2 separate regions of the Homo sapiens genome follow, and region 1 is linked to region 2. Evidence: chromatin loops called from intact Hi-C (ENCODE). Cell type or tissue: ovary. All regions are shown on one strand. Each heading gives the region's core, and the rest is flanking DNA. Links, peaks and the distances in the headings are about the cores only. Region 1 overlaps SESN1 (sestrin 1). Region 2 overlaps ARMC2 (armadillo repeat containing 2).

What was found. Peaks named below come from ENCODE experiments on the same cell type or tissue, not always from the same donor. Only the 100,000 strongest peaks of a DNase experiment are listed, where the experiment ranks them.
Region 1: it touches region 2 in a loop (5-fold over the local background); 23 of 110 quality-filtered maps call a loop at or near these places.

The regions. Positions count from the first base shown.
Region 1 is chr6:109,073,875-109,085,734 of GRCh38, reverse strand. All of the region lies in intron 1 of SESN1 (sestrin 1), which reads left to right. Among named protein-coding and RNA genes, the nearest start is that of SESN1, 15 kb to the left of the region's middle. In ovary, for the core only: no CTCF peak of the experiment used is centred there; a DNase peak (open chromatin) is centred at 5,524; H3K27ac peaks cover 2,327 bases.
Region 2 is chr6:108,938,741-108,950,600 of GRCh38, reverse strand. All of the region lies in intron 12 of ARMC2 (armadillo repeat containing 2), which reads right to left. Among named protein-coding and RNA genes, the nearest start is that of ARMC2-AS1, 21 kb to the right of the region's middle. RefSeq lists an enhancer at 4,684-5,240. In ovary, for the core only: no CTCF peak of the experiment used is centred there; DNase peaks (open chromatin) are centred at 4,580, 5,030, 5,370, 5,654 and 2 weaker places; H3K4me3 peaks cover 762 bases; H3K27ac peaks cover 6,648 bases.

The DNA of each region.
Region 1 (11,860 bases), core at 1,709-9,708, 140 kb before region 2:
ATTTTTAAATAGAAGTCAGTGGAAAATAGGGTTTACTTTGACACATTGTTTCTAGCTCACATTTACTACATTAAGTGAGAAAGATTTGAAATGACCTTAAAGAAATTACTTAGTACTTTAATTAGGCTGGCAGAATATACTCAGGAAATCAGATTTCAAGGATTCTTCAGAATATTTGGTGATTGTATTTCTGTGTGTGTGTGTGTGTGTGTGTGTGTGACGGAGTGTCACTCTGTCACCTAGGCTGGAGTGCAGTGGTGCGACCTCGGCTCACTGCAAGCTCCGCCTCCGGGGTTCACGCCATTCTCCTGCCTCAGCCTCCCAAGTAGCTGGGACTACAGGTGCCCGCCACCAGACCCAGCTAATTTTTTGTATTTTTAGTAGAGACGGGATTTCACCATGATAGCCAGGATGGTCTCGATCTACTCACCTTGTGATCTGCCTGCCTCGGCTTCCCAAAGTGCTGGGATTACAGGCATAAGCCGCTGCGCCTGGCCAGTGATTGTATTTCTAGGGGCATTGACACACTAGAAATTTAGGTATGAAATCCTTAGCTAGATAGTCACACTATGGGAACATTATTTTTATGCTTGTTTTTTTTTTTTTCTGTTGGTTGCTACACTGATAAGCCAGTGTCAATAAAGATACATGTACCATAAAGTTACTGTATAAAAGAAAAAAAAACTTTAAAAGATGCTTGTTTTTTTAAAAGTGCGTTTTTCGCTGGAGATACTTTGAGAGTTTCTGTAGGATGACTATTAGGAGCATTTATTAGATTTTCCCAGTTGGTATTTTATTATTAAAATCTGTCTATTACGAGTAGACTCACAGTTTGTGGCACACTTTTCAAATAAATAGATTAAAAACAACCTTTAGTTTGTAACAAAAAAATTCATGTTAAATTTGGCAACATAATAATTATCTGTCTTCTCATGTTCTAATGTCTTTTATATAAAGAAATCTGATAGATTGTAATGAAATAGGGAATTACCTTGGAAAAACTAGATACTTTTAGCTTTATATTTTACATAAATATTACCTTATTTTTAATTTTAAAAGTTAGAGGTCTTCTTAGAATTATACATTCTTTCATTTATTATAAAATCACCTTAGGACAATTCCTAAGCTTTTATTTATTTTTTGTTTGTTTGTTTTGTTTTCTTTTGTTTTGTTTTTGTTTTGAGACCGACTGTTGCTCTTGTTGCCCAGGCTGGAGTGCAATGGCGTGATTTCAGCTCACTGCAGCCTCCCCCTCAGGGTTCAAACGATTCTCCTGCCTCAGCCTCCCAAGTGGCTGGGAATACAGGCTCCCGCCACGATGCCCGGCTATATTTTTAGTAGAGATGGGGTTTCACCATGTTGGCCAGGCTGGTTTCCAACCCCTGACCTCAAGTGAACCGCCTGCCTCGGCCTCCCAAAGTGCTAGGATTACAGGCGTGAGCCACTGTGCCTGGCCTAATTCCTAAGCTTTTAAACAATACTAAAGGGAAAAAAATTTATGACATGAGCTTTGTGGTTTATATTACCCAAATAAACTTTAATATGTATATATAATCATTCATTGAATATACATATTCATTTAGTGAATAGTATTAATTTAGTATTTTAACTTGAAAGTTGTTTAAATTGACAAACTGACAAATATATATGCCTTGAAAAATTAAACATATGGGTAGGATAATTTTTACTTTTATTGTAATATTCAGTAAAGTGTAATTAGAATCTTTACCTTACTAAAAGTGAGCATTTACTGTTTTGATACCTCTGTGTTTGACAAGCACTGCACACTTGTCTTTAAATTTTACATGATTTCATTTTCTAGCTAGTTGGCAGGTGTTAGCTGTCTATAATTATAACTGAGTAATTTTTCAAATGCTATTCATAGCCTAAACACAGCAAGACATTCTTCCAATCATGTGATAAAAACTGAGCCTTGCAAAATAGTGGTAGAGTGATATGTTCAATGGTACCGAAGGACATATTTAAGAGAAGCCTTTCAAAAGTAAAAAGTAATTTAAATGTTAGGGAGACAGGTTTTCTCACAGTGTAAGATCTCTCAAAGTCATTGATAGTGATTATACCTCAAATTAAGATGTATCTACTTTCTCATTGAACAAGTTAAGGTATACATTGACTGACTTAAATTATAACATATGACCTTTGTTGATGACAGTCATTCTGAGTATGAAAAATTGAAATTTTGTTGAGACAATGTAAATTTTACCATTGAACCTAATGAATCATTTCTTCTCATTTCATTCATTAGATTTGTGTATGTGTGTGTATCTACTATCTGCCAAACCCTATGCTTATCTATTTTTTGACATGGGAAAGAAAAGGCTATGTATTTCACTTAAGTTTAATAAAGGTTATACTTTAAAAAACAAAAGAAACTTTTTATTTCTGATTTACTTTATTTCCTAACCATCTATTCTAAGTATCCACAGTCTCACTTTGACTAGAGATCTTACTTCAGAATGGTGTAAAGGTCATGTTGAATTTTCTTACTGGCCATGTGCTCATGAATAAATTAACCTCTACAGTCTCAGTTTCCTCATCTAGTAATTGACATTTTATTATCTCCCTTGTGGTATGGTTCTAAAAATTAAGAGATGACATTGGTAAACCATTTTGTAAACTTTAGTATACTGTACAAATTTAACTGTGAATAAACTCTTTGAACCTTTGTTTACTTATCTGTAAAATAATAATAATACTTCATACAGTGGGTTTGAGAATTATTTGAACGTGTAAAGCATGTAGAAGTAAACCTAACACATAGTAAGTGCACAACAAATATTGGTGATGATTGTGATGGTGATGATAATGATGCATTTGATCTAGATCTTCCATCTAATGAGTCAAACTTGAAACTGCCATTAGTTTAGAAATGGATACGCTTGATTTTTACGTGATTGACTTTCATACATCCCGCACTTTATCCACATGTATTGAAAATCCCTAATTGCCTTTTGTACATTAAATTCCATTTTAATACATCGTGTCATAGGGTACCACTGCCCCAGTGTAAGTGTTAGTAGTTGCCCAAAGTGACAGCAGATCTGGAGCAACCAGCCCTTCATTGGAGTCCAGCATCATTCTGGTATGCCAGCATGGCACCAGCAGGGAGAGGTTGCAGAGAGGCAGCTGCATGGATCATCCAGGTGATCAAGTGCACATGGAGAGACCCATGGCCAAAGTTTGTGCTTCAGTACCTGGACAGCATTGGAGGATAATGGTCAAGACCATGGGCTGTGAAGTTAGTCAGACCGGGTTTAAGTCCTGCTCTGCCAAACTGTGTGACTGGGCAAGTTACATAACCTCCTTAAGCCTCAGTTCCCTTACAGAGTTATGAGCAATGCTTACTGGAACCCAGTAAGCACTCAGTGAATGTGAGTACTTAGTATTCTATTCTGCCTCCTTCCTCTAGGGGAGGAGATAGGAAGTTGAGCCCTCTAGCACTATATGCCCTTAGAGCCCCCAAGTCTCCAGCCAACTGAGAAAGTTTTAAGCTACTTTAAAGGTTCATTGGTCCTAGGGGAAATAGTGCCTCTAGGAACTACAAGGATTTTATAAATATTGTTTTAGCTCTCTGGGAACTGGATTTCCCTTACACTGAGTTAGTCTCTTATTTCACTTATAAACATTTAAATTTCAACGTGTCTTCAGGGACACATAATATAGGAAAGCAAGTGATTGTTTGTATGCCGGTATTGCCAGTAAGCAACCGAATACTCTGCTCCTGGTTGATTCATGTCTAGTACTCCAAGCAAGTTATCTACTACAGAAGTTTCTTTCCTTGACGGTTTAATGAGGACATTAGAGCTGCCCTATCAGTGTTTCTACTGTGCTTCCCCCAATGGGAGCTTGACATACTAAGCAGAAAGTCTTCAAAACAGTGCTTTCTGTATCAGACAGCCTGATATAATTTAGAAGAAAGGAACTAAGCAAGGTTGAATTTGCTTGGTAATATCTGGCAGGTGTCTTTGGGGCTCCTGCTGAGCTCCCAATGCCTGCCTAGTTTATCTTCTGTGAATTGGGGTGGATGGGAGGGGAGGGGCAGAGGTGGCACCAGACTTTCCTGTCTGCTTTAAAATGTGCCATGGGATTGGAATCAAGTTGTCTTAAAGAGCCATTAGCAGTCTGTATGCTTTTGAAAACAAGAAGAAAAGGCATTCTGTATGCCACACCTAACCCTTAGCCCTTTTCATGTAATAATTCATTCAACCTTCCCAACATTGTATGAGTAGATATTTTTATTCCCATTTTATCTGTCAAGAAAAAACAAGGCCCAGATGGGTTAAAAACTTGCCCAAGTTATCATAGCTAATGCAAGTTGAATATGTCTTATCCAAAATGCTTAAGACCAGGCTGGGCACCATGACTCACACCTGTGATCCCAGGGTTTTGTTGGATTGCTTGAGCCCAGAGTTCAACACCTGCTTGGGCAACATAGTGAGACCTCATCTCTACAAAAAATACAAACATTAGCTGGGCATGGTGATGCATGCCTGTGGTCCCAGTTCCTTGGGAGGTAAAGTAGGAGGATTGCTTGAGCCCAGGAGGTCAAGGCTGCAGTAAGTCAAGATTGCACCACTGCACTCCAGCCTGGGCAACAGAGGGAGGCCTTGTTTCAAAACAGAACAAAATGCTTGGGACGAGAAGTGTTTCAGATTTCAGATTTTTTTTTTTTGGATTTTGGAATATTTGCATATGTATAATGAGATATCTTCGGGATGTAACCCAAATCTAAACACAAAATATATCTGTTTTATATATACCTTATCACATAATCTGAAGGTAATTTTTATGCAATACTTGGAATAATTTTGTGCATGAAATAGTCTGTATTAAGTACTTGTGTGTGGAATTTTTCTACTTGGGGTGTCGTGTCAGTTCTCAAAATGTTTCAGACTTTGGAGCATTTGGGATTTGGGATTTTTGGATTAGGGATGCTCAGTCTGTAAGAGGAGGAGTCAGGTTTAAAACCCAGGCTGTGAGACTCAAGAGTCTGTGCTTTCCAACATTATACCTCATTATCTGAATAAAAATTTAACGTTAAGATTCCTAACAGTAAAAATATATTACTTTCTTTCCCAAATTGTTTTCCTTCAAGGTAAAACTTAAAACTTTTCTAGGGGAAACCACATTCTCAGATGTTATTAAGTTGCATATCAAGTTCTTATTTAAACCTTGACCCATGTTGAAACTGATTTGAACCCTACTGAATCTTCATGTTTCACTGTGGTGTATAATTTTCATTATGTTGTCATTATAAAAGTTGCCTGATCGCAAGGATTCTATGGACTGAGATCCTGGAAATATGGTGTATAAAAGGCTTATTTTTATATTAAGAGATTCCTAGTAAGATGATTTATTTAATGCACTACCTAAAAGAAAATTTGGTATATTTCCATGAGCAATAGACTCAAGATTAGCTTTGAAAGTTAAAAGAGCATTCTCCTAGCTAGTTCATTGTTGCCATGACAGTGCTGGCAGTGCAAGTGTTGTAGTAACTCCTTGCAATGATCTTATTTTAGACCCTAACGTTTGCAGTGCTGAACGTCCCCTTCCCCGCCCCACAAGTAACTCTAGTGGAAAAGTACTGGTTTTATAACTGGCTTCTGGCTTTATAGCTGAAAGACTGCACTATTGTGGGCTTGAAAAAATAGTGTAGGAGTGTTGAGTATTTTTCCTGTGGATTATAAATGTTTGAAATCTCCCAAAATACGGTTTTGCATTACATATCATACAGCAAGTTGTTTATAGCTAAAAAGAAAAGGAGCCTCAATTGTCTTTAGAAATCAAGCCTAGGTTGTATAATTACATTGAGCTCATACAGAAATCATTCTCCCATTTGTATGCTCATGCATACTTCAGATTCAACTTATTCTTTTATTCAGTTATTATGGAAAATTATCATTAGAATCATAAAGGATTGTGTTTAAACAATGTAGAAAAGTACTTTTTTGCATCCCTTTCATAATTCAGCATTTATTTCATAAATTGTAACATTTTAGTCTTGATTTCTTAAAAAGCAAACTCACCTAAGTTATATAATGTTCAGAAATTACTCAATTTGAACTGGGTACCCGAACCAACATAATTGTTGAAGCATTTTTAACTTTGTTGCTTATATGTTTTAAATTAGATTTTAAAATACCTCATTGAGATTTTCTAATTGTAAATCCTATTATGACAGTACCATTAAGCACAAAATATTTGCAAATTTATAAGAGTAAATGCCATTTTTGTCCTTTTGCATACCATTTGTTAGGTCAGAGTTTTGATATGTGCGCTAAAAATCTGTTATAACATGATGAAACAAAATGATTTTGGCAACTGACCTTGTCAAGGAAGATGGAAAGTCTAACTGTTATACCTCATTAGTGACACCTGCTTTTTTCTTAAATACTACATTAAAGCTTAATTCATCTTCCTTAGGTGTTAAAGATTTAAACGTATCTTGCATGATTGGGCCTGTATTGAATATTAGAGTATGAATATCAGACAATCCCTTTTGTTTCTTTTTTTTTTTTTCAGTTTAGCACAGAAAAATAACTTTATAAGCAAAAATTTGACCCCAGGCTAGAATTGCATTTAGCCTTTCCACCAGGCAATGAGAATTTATCAGAAGTGTGTTTATTTTTATTCTCTTAGTGGTAATTATTCCGATAAAGAAATATCCAATTCCAGTCTACAATGGTCTTTGATGGCTCCCTCTTTGAATTTGGAAGTAGATATATAGTAATATATGAAGATTCAAACCTTGAGATAAATATTCTTTCATTTCATACAATATATTATTTTAATTGGTCAGAATGAGACTAAATTATGATTAGCTCCTTTCTCTTGTTAAAATACAGAATTACAGGGTTGTTATTTTTTTTCCTGAATCCCACAGCACCTCTATAGCAGACCTCCCTCTCCACCTAAGGCTGAAATAAATATGCTTTTTAAAGATAAGGTTAGAATTCATTTAAAATATTTCTTTATGTCTGACACTGTTTTGGCATTGTGGGGGATGTAAAAACAAAAGAAAACAACTATTGCCCTTAAGAATTTTGTAATGAAAATCGAAGAACAAATTAAGACTGGCTAAAAATGTGAAATTTTATGGTACTGTGTTGACAACAGTGCAGCTGTTGGTGGGACAGTGCATCATACAGCCAGACTTTCTAGAGGGCAGTTTGAATATTAGTCCAAACCTTAAAAGTGTGTACATGTTAATATATTTATGATATAAATGTATTATCTATATGTCTTTTATATACAAGTGGGTAATTAAATATCAAACAGCAGGGATTATAGACATAAAGGATTATTATTTATATTTATATTTTATTTTATTTTGAGACAGTGTCTTACTCCATCACCCAGGCTGGAGCACAGCAGTGTGACTATAGCTCACTGCACCTTCAATCTCCTGGGTTCAAGTGATCCTCCCACCTCAGCCTCTTAAGTAGCTGGGACTACAGATGCACACCACTGCACCCAGCCAATTTTTAAGTTTTTTGTAGAGACAGGGTCTCATTATGTTTCCTAGGCTGGTCACGAACTTATTGTAATTATTGAAAATTGTTTTAAAATGTATGTATAGGAAAAGAAATAAATATACAAATTTAAATAGAAAAGACAGCTTTAAAATAGTATGTAAAATATTTATTATTATAGAGAAGAGGGAAAAGTCAGGAAACTCATGCACCAAAATATTAACCATAGTTCTCTTTTAGAAATAGAGTTATTGGTGATTTAAATTTTTCTTTGAATAATGGTAATCATTAGTAATTAATTTTTGATATGACTTGTTTAATGAATTAAAAAAATTAAAATCACTTAAATGTATTGAGTGCTTACCATATGGCATTGTGGTAAGCATTTTACATATAACATTTGCAGTGTTTCCATGGGTTACAGGTTTTGAGGAAGAGATCTTTCCCAAACAAAAGAAGTACACAAATATGCATGAACCCACTCACTATAATGTTAGATTAAGTTTCTGATTTATTTAGTCAAGGAAACGGGAAGCTCCTAGGCATTCTCATTGAGAAGAAGTACTTGCAGCCACCTTAGTGCTCTTTCCTTGGACCCCAGGGTTCCCAAAGGTGGGGTGCAGCTGCTGGTGACACTGTCTGATCATGTGGGTCACACCAGATCTGCAAAACTCAGTTCATGCCATACTATTGTCTTTTTATATTTGGGGTTTACATTCATATTCTGGATGAGTTTACACAACTATCTGTGCACTTTGTCTGAAGTCTCATTTCCCTGCAATCTCCAATTTTATACCTACAACAATTCTGGGAGGTGAGTTTTAGTTTTTATAGATGAGGAAACAGACCCAGAAAGATGAACTTAAATAGTGAATACTGGAGTCGAGAAGGCATGTCTGATTTCTAAGTCTCTGTTCTTAATCACTAGTCTATTTTCCTAGAGTTTTTTGGTTTTTTTGTTTTTGCTTTTTACAGTGAGCATGTATTATTTTTGTATTGGAAAACAAAATCAATGGGGAAAAAGTATGTGAAATGTAGGGTGATACAGTACAGTCATGTGTCACATAATGACATTTCAGTCAACAACAGACTGCATATACAATAGTGGTACTATAAGATTATAATATATTTTTACTGTACTTTTTCTATGTTTAGATATGTTTAGATACAAAAATACTTATCGTTGTGTTAGAACTGCCTACAATATTCAGTCCAGCAACATGCTATAGAAGTTCGCAGCCTAGGAGCAATAGGCTCTACCATAAAGCCTAGGTGTGTAGTAGAGTTTACCCTCTAGGTTTGTGTAAACACACACAATGATTTTTGCACAAAGATTAGATCACATAACAACACATTTCTCAGAATATATTTGTGTCATTAAGTGAAGCATGACTGTAATTCAGAGCAAGGAAAGATCAGGATGGGTTGGAATAATAAAGACAGCTTAATACAGCAAATAAATTTTACTGTAATAATTAACTTTTATTCTCAGTTTGTCTGTCATTTACACAAGTATACACTGCCTCTATCCCAAACATGCCTAAACCAAATCTCGGATGACTGGCTGGAAGTAATTAATGTTCTGTTGTTGTTTCCTGCAGACTAAGTTTTGGCCTCATTTTTGTTTCCTTTTTGTGGCCCCCTTTTATCTTCCTTGCGCCATCTGTCAGTGCCTGTATGAACATGTAACTATAACTTGTGTCAAAGCTCCTCACTACATTGATGGGCATTATAAATAAAACAATTCCAATAAAACAAGTTTCCATAAAGTAATACCCTCGTAATTTAAAGACTGAGATGGCCAAAAGAAGTTGTAAAATTTACATTAAAGAATTGAAATTTCCCTAGAATGTTACTATGCTTGACATTCAAACTCATACACTTATACTGTATTGAAAACTTATTGAAAGAAAGTAGATTCTTATCAAGCAAATTAAACTTACAGCATAAACTAGGACTGATATTCAGCCAGTATGCATTGGCACAGCAGTACTTGTTAAAATACTGAACTGTTTTCATACTAGTTGGTAAATAGTAAATTGAAGCTGCAAACCACAGTACAATTAGTGATACATAATAAAGATGGATGATTTATCTTAGAAACCACACATGCACTTAGATTCCAATCTGGTCTGGTCACTGAAGCATGGAACTAGGAAGTTTGCTCAAACATCATATTATTTATTTCAGATGTTGGGGAAAGTGCAGAAGCCCTTGGATGACAGAGAGAGACTATGCAGTGAACTGGAGAGGACCTAATTTGTGAAAGTGTCAGTCATGCCAAAGGGAGGAGCAGGGTCCAGGCTTAGGTGGTTACTGCAGAGGCTTCCACAAGCCGAGGAAAAAGACCCTCAGAGTCATTCCCTCTGGGGTCGGGGAGGGGGTGTTGAGGAGCTTTTATTTTTTTAACAACTGAATTAGTTTTTTATAGCCTCATTACAAATTTGGTAGTTTAAAACAACACACAACTATTATTTCACAATTTCTGTGAATTAGGAATCTGCTTACACCTTAGCTGGGATCCCTGTTTCAGGGTCTCCTATAAAGCTGCAATTACAGTATCTGCCAGGGCCATGGTCTCATCTGAAGGCTCAAATTGGGAAGAGTTTTCATCCAAGTTCATTCAGATGATGTAAGATTCAGTTCCTTGCAGGCTAATGGATTGAGGGCCTCAAGTTCTTAGTTATGTTAGCTGGAGGCCACCCTCAGTTCTTTGCCACATGGGCCTTTCCATTTGCTTCTTCAAAGGAAACGTGAGGAGCTGGAGAGAGTATTAGCCTGAGAAAGAGTGCCAGCAAGACAGAAATCACAGTCTTTTATAGCCTAATCTTGGAAAAAACATCCCATAACTTTTACCTTAATCACTTCATTAGAAACCAGCCAACTAGGTTTAGTCCATACTCAAAAGGAACAGATTACAGAAAAGAGTGAATACCAGGAGGATCATTAGGAACCATTTTAAAAGCCATTGGGAACCATTACCCTAACAACCTATCTCCTGAAGCTAGGAGTTAGGAAAAGAGTCCTTCCTGCATACTATGAAGAGAGCTGTGATTTAGGGTATATGCTTAGAAACCTGATTAATGTCAGAATAGAGTGTGCTTCAGCTAGTGATAGTATGAGTCCAGTCTCGACTTCTTCCTACCTTTGCAACCATTCTCCAGATAAAGGAGCCTCACACCAGCCTGAACAATAGATGCTCTACCCCAGTGCCTGCCCCCTCACTAGGTGGGGCTCACCATGCCTCAGTGGGAGAGGCCTGCCTGGCTCTAGCAGCTTCTTCATCTTCCTCGTTCTTCCTTTCCTCCATGACTCTTGTCAACCATTATTCCTATGCAACTTTAGGAAATGTTTTACTTCCCATTCTTGGTACTAAAAGCAAAACAGCATTTGTCCAAAAGGTAGGAAATGGCAGTCAGCTTTCTTTTCATCATTTGATACTTCTCTAGTGAGCTGTGAGTCAAATCTCTTCTGTGTCTATGATTTGAGGGGAAAGAGAATTAAAAGCAAATCCCAAAACTTTAATGAGCATTGTCAAATGAATAAGGAGTGAGATTAAATATTAAGCAAACCCAAATTTTATTCAGATCACCCAAAGTCAAGTTGGTGTACTTTACTATCAATTTTGTGTTATTTATAAGGAACAGATGAAATAATTTTGTCTTTTTTCACTTTATAAACCATAATTCTTATGTATTTTGGCTATTGTAGAGCTACCCACAAATGATTACATAATTTATAGCAATTTATTTTAAAAATTTAACCCACTGAATACAATGTTGAGATGAGAGCTTTTCAATGACAGAGAAAGCTCTTGATTTTAGTAGAGAAACAAATTATCAATATTTATAATTTTCTCATTTCATTTTTAGCATCTTGGCCAAATGTTTTATTAAAATTAAACTATTTTTAATGTATATTTTAAATCTAGAAGGTATATACATATATACACACATATATACAGTTATGTGTTGCTTAATGACAGATATATTCTGAGAAATGCATTGTTAGGCAATTACATAATTGTGCAAACATCATAGAATGTACTTACACAAACATAGATGGTATAGCCTACTACATATCTAGGCTATTGCTCTTAGGCTACAAACCTCGATAGCACATTACTGTAATGAATAGGCAATTGTAACACAATGGTATTTGTGTTATCTAAACATAGAAAAGGCACAGTAAAAATGTTGCATGATAATTTTATGGGATGACCATAGTATATATGGTCCATTGTTGACCAAAATGTTATTATGTGACACGTGACTGTATGTCCCAATACTAATAGCGGTTATCTCTCTTGGCAGTGGTTTATGCTTTTCTTAATTTTTCCAAGATTTCTATAATGAGTTAATCTATTA
Region 2 (11,860 bases), core at 1,929-9,928:
TCCCCTTCTTTGTGTCCATGAGTTCTCATCGTTTAGCTCCCACTTATAAGTGAGAACTTGTGGTATTTGGTTTTCTGTTCTTGCGTTAGTTTGCTAAGGATAATGGCCTCCTGCTCTATCCATGTTTCTGCAAAGGACATGATCTCACTCTTTTTTATGGCCGCATGGTATTCCATGATGTATATGTACTACATGGTCTTTATCCAATCCACCATTGATAGACATTTACGTTGATTCCATGCCTTTGCTATTGTGAATAGTGCTACAATCAACAAATGTATGCATGTGTCTTTATGATAGAATGATTTATTTATATTCCTTTGGGTATATACCCAATAATGGGATTTCTGGGTCAAATGGTTCTAAGTTTGTTTGTTTTTTTTGTTTTTGTTTTTGAGACAGAGTATTGCTCTGTCGCCCAGGCTAGAGTGTAGTGGTGCAATCTCAGCTCACAGCAACCTCCGCATCCTGTGTTCAAGTGATTCTTCTGTCTCAGCCTCCCAAGTAGCTGGGATTACAGGCATGCACCATCAAACTTGGCTAATTTTTGTACTTTTAGTAGAGACGCGGTTTCACCATGTTGGCTAGGCTGGCCTCAAACTCCTGACCTCAAGTGATCCACCCACCTCGGCCTCTCAAAGTGCTGGAATTACAGGCGTGAGCCACTGTGCCCGGCCTGTTTTTAGTTTGAAGAGGATTAGTTTGAGAGAGCATCTGGGACTATCTCCTTCCTGGGCCAGGGGTCATCTTCTCATTCTTTAATTACCTGACTGTTCCCTAAAGAAGCTATGGGATATTTATGGGCCTTAAGTCTAAAACAAGCACACACAATTTGATTATAATACTTGAATCCCATTTCACATAAAACAGAGGGTTACTTCAAGTAATGCCTGGTGGCAAAGGCCCTGCCCTGGGCTCTGAGTTGGTAGCTTCTCCTCCACCCTGATCAGACCCAACAGAGTAGCAGAAAATCAGTTTTCCAACCAGGACAGAGGGTATTTCCAAGAATTAAGCATCTTAAAGAAGAACTTCATCTGATATTTTCTAAGCTGAGGACTATAAACAGAATTTTTGTGTGAACTTTGATACATGTTTCCTGCTGAAAGACTATATGAATTCTAGTTCTGAAAATCCTAATAATTAATAACAATAACAGCACAGTAACAGCAGCAACTAACACACAGTACTTATTAGTACTCATGATGTGCCAGGCATTGTCCTAAGCATTTATATATACAAATTAACTAATTCACTAAAAATGATAACTTCCATTTCTTTAACCTGAATAAAGCTATTCACAGTATCTTTTACAATCTAAACCGCCATCTCCCTCGCACATTTGATAACAGTGATGTTAATAAGTTTTGGACTTCACCATGTTCCTGGAATTGGGCTCTCTTCTCCCATTTCCATAAAAGCATGTTAAACAAGACAGGAAAGGCATTATGAGTGATTTTAAGTGATTGCTTATTTAATTAATATTTGCATTTTGTACCCTAAATTGTTACCAGGACTAAACAATTTACCTCCTAAAATGTCATGGCATCTTCTAAGGGTGCTGGATTGTTTTTTTTCTTCCTAGGCCTTGCCGTTTCACCTCCATCTACCTGGTCTTGCTTTTCTCTGAGTCCAGCTCAGTAGGCTTCTCCAGCCCTGTCCCACCTCCAGCTATCCGTGTTGATTTGCCAGGATTTAGATCAGATCCTGGTAAAAAATAGATTTCCTTAGTGGTCATCATTCTTCAAAATTCAAATGACCTCTCCCCACTGTCACATGCAGTCTAATCTGGGAAGACTAAGTGCTGCTTTTCTTTTTCTAAAAATTCCCTCAGGCCCCTTCCTCTTCTAAAATTCTTCGATTCTGTCATCTCTGTAGGTCCTAACGTGGCCGAGATTAGTAAGCCTCCAGTGCAGAAGAAGAAGCTCTAGGCTGTAGGGCAGGAAGAGTTAACACTGTTATAATACTGCTTTTCCTGCTTCAGATGGAAAAGGAGGGGGTGGTTCCTGGCAGCCGCGGTGCCAACTGAAGCATGGCATGCGAGATCAACAAATGGGATGGCAGATTGCGCCGTCTGCAGCACCAAACTTCCAGCAACTGCTATCTCTGCTTACTGTTTTTGTCCTGTTTTTCAGGGTTAGCTAAGGCACTTTTTCTTTTCTTTTTTTCCCCTCCCTTCTTAAATATATTCTACATGGACCTAGGGATCCTGGAAGAGGCCAAAATAGAAGCCATCTCACAGGAGGTCAGCAGAGGTAGTGTTTTCTTATCTCCATGCCAGGGCTTGTCTTGACTCATCTGGAATCCTGAAGAAGGCTGAGCAAGTCAGCTTTCTAGGGCCCCTCTCCTCACCATGGGTGGCCTCTGCTCCCAAACCGTGCACTCCAAGGTCCTCCCTACTGAACCAAGGTCTGCGTTGGGCAGGATCATGGAGAGATTATCTACTGTTCCACAGCCCGAGCCATCTCAAGTCTATAAAATATTACTTAATATTCTATAAAGATTTGTAAAAATTAAACCAAGGCCAAAATCATCTATTTAGAGAGAGCACCAATTCCACAGCGGAAAAGGATTTCATCAATATGCAGCTCTCCTTTGAGGCACACATTCTCTCCTTTATTCTTAGACAATATCTGAGAATCATCTATAAATTAACACTCCATTTTTATAGCATTTTTATTAAATTTAACACAATGTTGCATATTCATATCATAACTATGTGATTTTGAAATAGCAAACTGAAGATGAATCAAGAGAGAGCTTTTTTTTTTTTTCCTAAAGAAGGCAGTCTAGTATAACCAGTTCATATCGACTTTCTAATTTTGCTTAAAACAGAATCAGCCTAGCAACAGCTACGGCCAACCAGAGCTTAGACAAACAGATACACTTAGAGGAAGAAGACTGACCTCAACAGAGCTTTCCAGTTAGAGCCTGAGGGATATTGTCATTAGTTTCGCAGATGTTATGCCCCAATGAGCAAACAAGTTACTCAATCTGAATGGGCCCCACAAGCCTGTGAATGAAATTACTTTAACTGGAATAAAACCAGGAACAGGGCACTGCTCACCAGGATGGTCTATGTCCAGTTCCAATGGTGGCAGCATTGGCAGTAGCTGTTGCATGTTACTTTCCATGGGAGAGACATTGGCCTAAAGCCAATGAAAGACATTTTTACCCCTATTTAGAGATGTTGAAACTGAGGCTTCAGGAGACTCATTAAGTAAGCCCAAAGTCAAACACTGGTGAAGAGAAGAGGCAGGACTTGAACAATCATCTCTGTACACACAGATGGTTTCCAAAACCACCTTCAGCCCAACTCCTCATTGCTAATCATCATCATCTTCCCAGTCCCCCAGCCCCAGCATCTCTGATTCCTCTCTATCTCATCCCCTCACCAAGCAGTCACCAAGTCTCCTCGACTCTGTCATCTCAAAATGTTCCCCAGCTCCCTCCTGCCCATGCCGACCTGGGCTAATCTGCCTGTAGACTGTTGTCAGAGGCCCTTTCCAGGCTCCTCCCTCTGCCATCAACCCTAACACCACTTCTTAAAGCACAGCTCTTCCCTTTGCTCAAAAACATCTACTGCCTATTAAATGAATGTCAAAGCCAGCATCTAATGCATCATCTGGCCCCACGCAACCACTTCTTTGCTACCTCACATTACTCTCTGCCCATGGCCAGCCACAGTGAACACATTCCTCCCCGACTCCCACACCCTTCCTCCCGTACCTTAAAATAACTCATGTGCATAATGTTGACTGTGGGGAAGAAACAATATCAAGCTGTCACAGAAAGAATAAACTATGTTCAGCAGACTCCACTTAGGAGGGAACTGCTTCCACTAAGTAAAGGAACACATTTTAGAAAAATTTGTAAGAATGGGTTGAAATGGAAGGGGATGTAAATATACTTAAAATCCGAACTCTCTATTAACCAGAAAATTAATCAAAATACCCTGTTTAAAATATGGTTACAAACTTCTCGTGCCTGAGAGCTGAATCAGGATTTACAATTTGCTTTGTTTATCCAACTTACCACCCTCAAACAAAACTCAAACATTAATTGAGCTTGCAGGTGGCTTGAAGAACAGATAAATTTTAGCAAACTGGAAGACAGACTGTGCACTACTGCAAAAATGCTAACTGACCATAGGGCACTGAAAGTGGGTCAAGAGTTTGCCTACGTGTTTAACTAGATAAAATCGAAGAATCTGAAATGTTGGAGACTCAAAGCCAAGAATCTAAGTAGAAAATCATTTTAAAACCAGAAGAGATTACGCTTGATTCCTCCATCCATCTATCTGTTCTATCAGCAATCATTTATTGAGCACCCACGATATGCCTCTGAATGTCACTCAAAAGTACCAGGCCAATGCTAGAATTTCACTGTGCTAAGTTCTTTTTCAAGCCAGCAGACATAAATCAGGCATTTGGGTTCCGTGCTGAGCGGGGTAAGAGCCAGTTCCACAAGGGCAAAGCCGGCAGGAGCTGGAAAGAATGAACAAGCTAAGGGCGTATTGTACAGCCTGCCCGGTCAGGGGCGCAGACCAAGGCCAAGGCTGAAAAAAGGAGCAAGCTCAGCCAAATGCTCTCAGCACCCGCTGGGAATGTGCCTGCAGAGGGGCTGGGAAGACAGCCATAGGGCGTGCTCCTGTCAGGCAGGAGGCAGAGGACAAGCTGGGAGCCAAGTCGCCCTACAAAGGCACCAGGGGAAGGGGTGGGGGCACCTTCCTAACCAATCCTTGATGGCCCAAAGAGGATAGCGGGGAAGAGAAGGCACCTCTCTGGAATGCTGAAAGGCTGTGGTCACATTCAAGATGAACAGCTAGAAAAATGGAGGTGGTTTTGCTTTCAGCCCACACTGTTCAGACATTCCAGCTCTCATTTCTGATACCACGATGGCTAAGCATTCCAAATCAGTGTTCACTGTGCATACATGGCTGAAGACAGCAGCTTATGCCTATAGAAGTCTAAACAGAATGAGAGAGGTAGGACTTTAAAAGCAGCACAACCAAGAATGAGTCTGGCAGTTCCCAGGGTTTGCAAAGGCTCTGACGACAGTCCTGCTGCATCTGGAAGCTCTGTGGTAAAAGAAACAAGAAATTAACCGTATCTAAACGTGGAGAGAGTTAAATGGTCAATGGACACATGTGATAGGAATGTAGACAAAGGTTGTTCTTTTTGATCATGACCTTTGCAAAATATTGCCAGTCTTTTGAAAGTCTTATTTGAGGCATTTTACCAGATCTCTTGCCTAGTAGATATTTACAGAAGAAATGGGGAAAATCCCTTCATGTTCTTCCAAAAAACAAACCCAAATGTATTTTCCTGAGATGCTAAATGTAGCAACACTGACGTCAGAGGCGCCTCCTGAGGCAGGCTCTGCCTCCCAAAGGCTGATAGCAACCCCACTCCCTCCTTCGTTATTAAGCCCATCTGCTTGCACATTTGTTTTGTACCAAAAGCAGTTTACACCATAAAGCAGACAATATGTGCACATTTCTTAAATGAGATTTGTCATTTAATTGAATTTTGGCCAGCATTTTTAATAGATATTTTACCTAACTCTAAAGTTTAGCTTTCATACGGCATTAAGCCGAACGAGAGGCTGTTTCATCTCAGTTTTTGTGTGTGTGGGAACTGGAGTTACTAGTTGCATCATGGATCTTGGACAAATTAACCACACAGATATGAGCCAAAGAAGTTTCCCTTGCTCTCCCTGCGGAAGTCATTTATGAGAGCTGGGAGGAGTAGATGCCTTTTCATTGAGACTGTTGGTGAGCCAGAAACCCAGGCCATGCACATAACCATCACATACAGATGGAAACGGAGGCCCACTTCACTGAGGGCCATTATGCAAACAGAGGGGGTGTAAAGCGGACCATATTCTAAGTGAACTCATCACTCTCAATTTAACTGTTGCAAACTACAACATTTAGATATGGGTATATACTGAACTGTCTCAAAACACGATATCTGCAGGAATTATTTTAAAGATGAAATTTGGTGCTTGTTTCACTAACAAATGAATCAGCAACTCGCAGCTTGTCTAGCCAACTGAACTGAAGGCACCCTCCCTTGGACAGGCGGCTCTAAGGGTCCTGAGGAGTAGAGCCTGTGCCCATCTCTCCTGAGGGAGCCACTCTGGCCAGTGCTTGAAGCCTCATCAGTGTGATGAGCACCTTTTTCAAACTAGATTTGGTCCCAGGACTTATTTTGACACAAGTCTGGCAGCGAAAATTTGTGGAAAAGACTAATGTACCATCCTGTGTTCTCCAGCTAAGAAATCATTCCTCAGCTGCCTGTGCAAAAGGCAAAGGGCCAGTGGTTCTTACCACTTACTGGGAAGCCTACATTAGCACCTGGTGGGTCTTGTCAACTTGGTTCCTACTTTGTCAGGAAGAATCACTGTCAGCTCTGCTCCTGTAGAGAAAGACTGACTCTGTGTGGCTGATTTGATTAATCACTTTAAAATCTTTTGAGGTTTTATGGGAACCCCTCTGCTGTCAATACTGGAGAAAATGGTTTTAAAGAACCACCTTAATAACTTAAACCATAGGGTCTCAAAACCTGCTGTTCATTTGAGTCACTTGAGAAGTCTCTTAAAAATAGGTTCTTGGGCCCCATCCCAGACCTGAATCAGAATCTCTCTGGGTGGGGCCTGAGCACCTGTATTTCTATTTTTAATTTAAAAAAATTTTTAATTAAACTCAAATTTTAAGTTGAAAATAGGTTTAAGGGTTCCTTTTGTTTTGTCTTGTTTTGTTTTTTTGAGACAGGGTTTCACTGTGTAACCAGGCTGGAGTGCAGTGGCTCGATCTCAGCTCACTGCAACCTCCTTCTCTCAGGCTCAAGTGATTCTCCTGCCTCATCCTCCCAAGTAGCTGGGATTACAGGCATGGGCCACCAAACCCAGCTAATTTTTGTGGGTTTTTTTTTAATTGTTGTTGTAGAGACAGAGTTTTACCATGTTGCCCAGGCTGGTCTCGAACTCCTGGCTTCAGACGATCCATCTGCCGCAAAGTGCTGGGATTACAGGCCAATCTGAGCCACCTGTGCCCAGCTAAGCACCTGTATTTTTAAAGCTCCCCAGGCAAATCTGATGATAAGCCAAGTTGGGGAGCCACTCTGATTTAAATCAAGAAAAAATTAGAAATCTCACCACTTGAATACCCATTATTTGTCTTTATAATAATGCTTTTTAAAAAATAATATGAATTCTTGTAAATATAAATCCTTATTCCTCATCAATACCCCTCACAGCACAGTTGTATAGAAAAGTGAAACCACACCACAACCCCTCCTGTCGATGGACTTGATTCAGACTTTATATACTCGAATATATAAAGTATATTCAGACTTCTCATATGTTGAAATCAGACTTTACCTTGACAAGAGAAAAAGAATGTAAAAATAATGGAAAATTTTGTGACTTTTGGTATCTTCTCATGTAATTCTAATTTTTATCCCCTTTAATGGAAAACAACAGCAGATGGGGAGGAAATATTCTACTTCTTCCAACAGCAAACGGCCCTGGTGCTACCTGGTTCAAAACAGGATTTCCCCCTCTGTGGACGGCAGCAGCGACCGGCAGCTTCCTGTGAAGCTCCCCATCCGCTGATAAGATCAGTTCAAGAGGCATGTGTAGGTGACATTTCATTTATCACTATAAAGGGTTTTTTTCTTTTCTTTCTTGTTCATTTTAGATTTCTGTTTCTATGTTTTTTGAAAACGCGATTAGCCATAAACATGATTTGATTTAAAAGTGTGTCTTAGAAAAATGAAACCTATGCTGATCCTAAATGTAGTCCTCAGGCTTTCAAGACAGAAGCAATACTAACCTCCCAGAACAAAAACAGGGAAGGTCTACTGACTCTTTCTGATTGTCTAATCACTTGGCAATGGCTGTGTATATTAAGAGACTACAAAGCTTCCAGAGTATTTCTCTACAACCCAAGTTAGTCTTGCAGGGATGTTTCCAGGAGCTGAAAAAAAAAATAATTATAGGAAGTAATAATTCTGTTTAAATAAGTTGCTGGAAGGCTGATTCAGGTCTCCACAATCAGTTCCAAGCCTCAACATTCAAGTAAATCCCAGTTGCGGCAAAGTGTCTAACCACTGCAGATCAATACACTCACATCAGAACATTAAGAGGAAAAACAAATCATATTTGATCGGCCACCTGGGACATGGGAAACATGAAACTAAGATGCCATGCTGGTCTGAAGGGATTCTGTTTTGCTTTTTATGGCAGCCCACCCATGTGAAAATTGTGGGAAAAAAATTCTTATTATTTCTTCCTCCAAACTAGGAAGAAGAAAGTACATATTTAAGGAAGAAGCACTCGAGTACTAGAAAAAATATTTTTTAACACCTTACAGGTGCCAAAGCATTTCACACACTCAAAATTCTTTCTTCCAGCACTTATGAGCTTACTTTGCCAAGCATCATCTCGGTCTATCAGGACAAAGTCTGTGTTGTTTAGGAACTCGCAGTAGTGGATAGGGCAGCTGCATAATGATAACCATTTGGAGAACCACTAAAGAAATGTTTATGAAGACTTATGGGAATTTCTGGTTAATGATTTTAGGAAGTGGTTGGGACACACAACTACTTCCTTGTAGCCTAAACTCTTTCCCTGCTCTTCTAAAATATTTTGGTTTTGAGGAAAATATAAATTATGTATTTTTCTTACTGGAAAAAAATCAAAGTAATGACTTAAAACTACAACATTTCAATCTTTATTATAAGTAAAAGTATTGAGTCAAAGTATAATTTTTTAAAAGTTAAAAACATGACTCTCATGGGCTCATAAAATGAACACACTTCAAAAGTATTTAACTCATTAATGAGGGGGCCGATACCACGGTAAACTTTGTTCCAAGCACAACTGAAGAACCGGGAATTTACAAGCACTTAAAATTTCTGGGTTATATACAAACCTGACAAATGCCTACAAAGTAATAAAACCATAACTTTTGAGGTGATCCTGTCTACCAGATTGAAACCTACAAATTAACATGTAACTTTATTGTGTCTGGTATCTAACCAAATAGTAAACAGCAAGTTCAAACACCAATATGTTGGCCTAGGGAATTAATCCCTGATTGGGTCATTAAACAATGCCCTGGCATGCCTTTGTCAGGACATGCCTCCACCTATTCCATACCTTATCGCTAAGATTTGTATAGTTTTTCTTAATAATAGTGAAGTGGTTAAGGCCATAGGCATACTGCTTGGGTTCTTAGCTCTGAGTGTACTAGCTGGGGGTATCAGCTATGTTAAAGTCTTAAAAATGTTGCACTGATGAGGGAGAAATTGACTGGTCTTGCTTGGGAGGCCTCACAGGGGAGCAGACAAGAGAGCTACAACTTGAAATATGGAATTGGCTTTGAAGAGGAGAAGTCACAGAGAAATTTCATCAGAGCCCCTTAGGCTCTTCTCATTAAGTCTGTTCATATTCAATTTTATTTTAAAGTTTTTAGTCTAAAATATCTGTCTGTCTGTCTGTCTGTCTGTCTAGCTAGCTAGCTAGTGATCAATGGCTCACTGCAACCTGGGCTCAAGCAATCCTCCCGCCTTAGCCTTCTAAGTAGCTAGGACTACAGACATGTGCCACCACGCACGGCTAATTTTTTGTTTATAGAGATGAGGTCTATGTTGCCAGTCTTCTCTCTCTCTCTGAGATAGGATTTCACCTTGTTGCCAAGCTGGACAACTAGTTTCACTAGAGGCTTGCACCACCACGCCTGGCTTATGTGTTGATACTGGAGTTAAAAAGAAATTATTTAGGCAGATAGTGAGGGTAAGGAGGTCCTCGGTAAGGTTTTCCTTTTAATGAAAAGCAGCCCCCAAATAATTTCTTTTCTAATAAAGAGCAGCCTGTAAAATCAAGCTGCAGACATAGAAAGGCAAGCTAGAAGCTTCCACGGGTGAATGCTGCCAGCTGTGCCAATAGGAAAAAGAATACCTGGGACTAGGCATGTCCACTATGGCAGCTCCATCTTCCCTTCTCTTTGCTAGCCACATGTACAGTAAAGAGCAGGTAACATGGTGCTGGCCAAGCAAAAACACCATTTGTATAATAAGAAGATTAGGTTGGGGTGGCCACCTTCCCTGCGTGCTATGTAAACATCACACCTGGTCCAACCAATCTTTGGGCCCTCTGTAGATCAGATATTGCCTCCTCAAGCCTGTCTATTAATACCTGTGCATGGGCCAGAAGTTCCACTTGGGTGCCTCTCTCACGCGCAGGAGAGAGAGCTGTTCTCCTCTCTCTTTTGCCTATTAAACCTCCGCAGTTAACCTCACTCCATGTGTGTCCATGTCCTTGATTTCCGAGATAGAGTCTTCCTCTGTCACCCAGGCTGGAGTGCAGTGGCACGATCTCGGCTCACTGCAGCCTCTGCCTCCCAGGTTCAAGCGATTCTCCTGCCTCAGCCTCTTGAGTAGCTGGGACTACATGCTAATTTTAATAAGCTTGGTTATGAGGTTCCCTTGCTAATTGCAAACAAATAATTGCAAAAAAGCAGGTAAAGACTACCAAAGGTGGAGGTAGCAACCAATAGAAAAAGAAGAGAGAGAAAATCTACAAAGAAGATGCAGACATTTAAAGAACCTCATCAACAGACTCAGGCTTCACATGTGGGACAAACAGTCTCTACAGCAATAATTAATGCTTATAATAATGACCTTTGGTATCAAGAGGTTAAGTTAGTTTTAATATCTTCTAAGAAGGAAGAGAAACATGCAATATGTTTGAATATGATTTTTGCCACAATGATTAAGTTTAGTGATGAAAGTGATAACATGCATTTCTTTGATGGTTCTGAATAAGCATGTTACTGTACATGGTTTACAAGGTGCTCTCTATTCCTCTTTGGAAATTAAAATAATTTTAATAGGTATTTTAGTCTGTTCTTGCATTGCTACAAATAAATACTTGAGATTAGATAATTTATCAAGAAAAGAGATTGAATTGGCTCATGGTTCCGTAGGCTGTACAGGAAGCATGCTGCTGGCATCTGCTCAGCTTCTGGGGAGGCCTCAGGAAACTTTCAATCATGGCGGAAGGTGAAAGAGAAACAGGCACATCTTACATGCCAGAGCAGGAAGAAGAGAGAGAGCAGGGGGAGGTGCTACACACTTTTAAACAAGCAGATCTCAAGAAAACTCACTCACTACCACGAGAACAGCACCAGGGGGATGGTGCTAACCCATCCGTGAGAACTCCGCCCATGATCCAATCACCTCCCACCAGGCCCCACCTCCAATCCAGGGGATTACAATTCAACAGGAGATTTAGGCTGGGACAGAAATCCAAACCACATCAATAGGAACATAAAATTGTAATATACATCAACAGAGAAAAATGTGGTTTCTTAAACATGAGTTTTGCTTTTCAGATAACCATTGGTCTAACGTGAAAATTAGTTTAGTGAAAAGTATAGTAAAATTTTATGCCAATTTAAACTTTAGGATTTTTAGGCTGGGCGCAGTGGCTCACATCTGTAATCCCAGCACTTTGGGAGGCTGAAGTGGTAGGATTGCTTGAGCCCAAGAGCTCCAGGCCAGCCTGGGCAACATAGTGAGACCTCATCTTTATTTTAAAAAACAAAAAAAAACTTTAGGACATTTAGTTACTCAAACTAGAAAAAGCATACTCTTAGCCATACTGATATCTCTAGTCTCTCATATTGGTGAGGTACCAGGATTTTTGTTGGTTTATTCCATATGGCCATCATCTAAGCTCCAATCAGAGAAACAAAAGTATCTATTAGTAATGCTAGAAAACAATAGCACTATTTGTGAGTACTCAATTAATGAATTTTCTTCCTTAAAAAAATTATAGATTATAACATAAC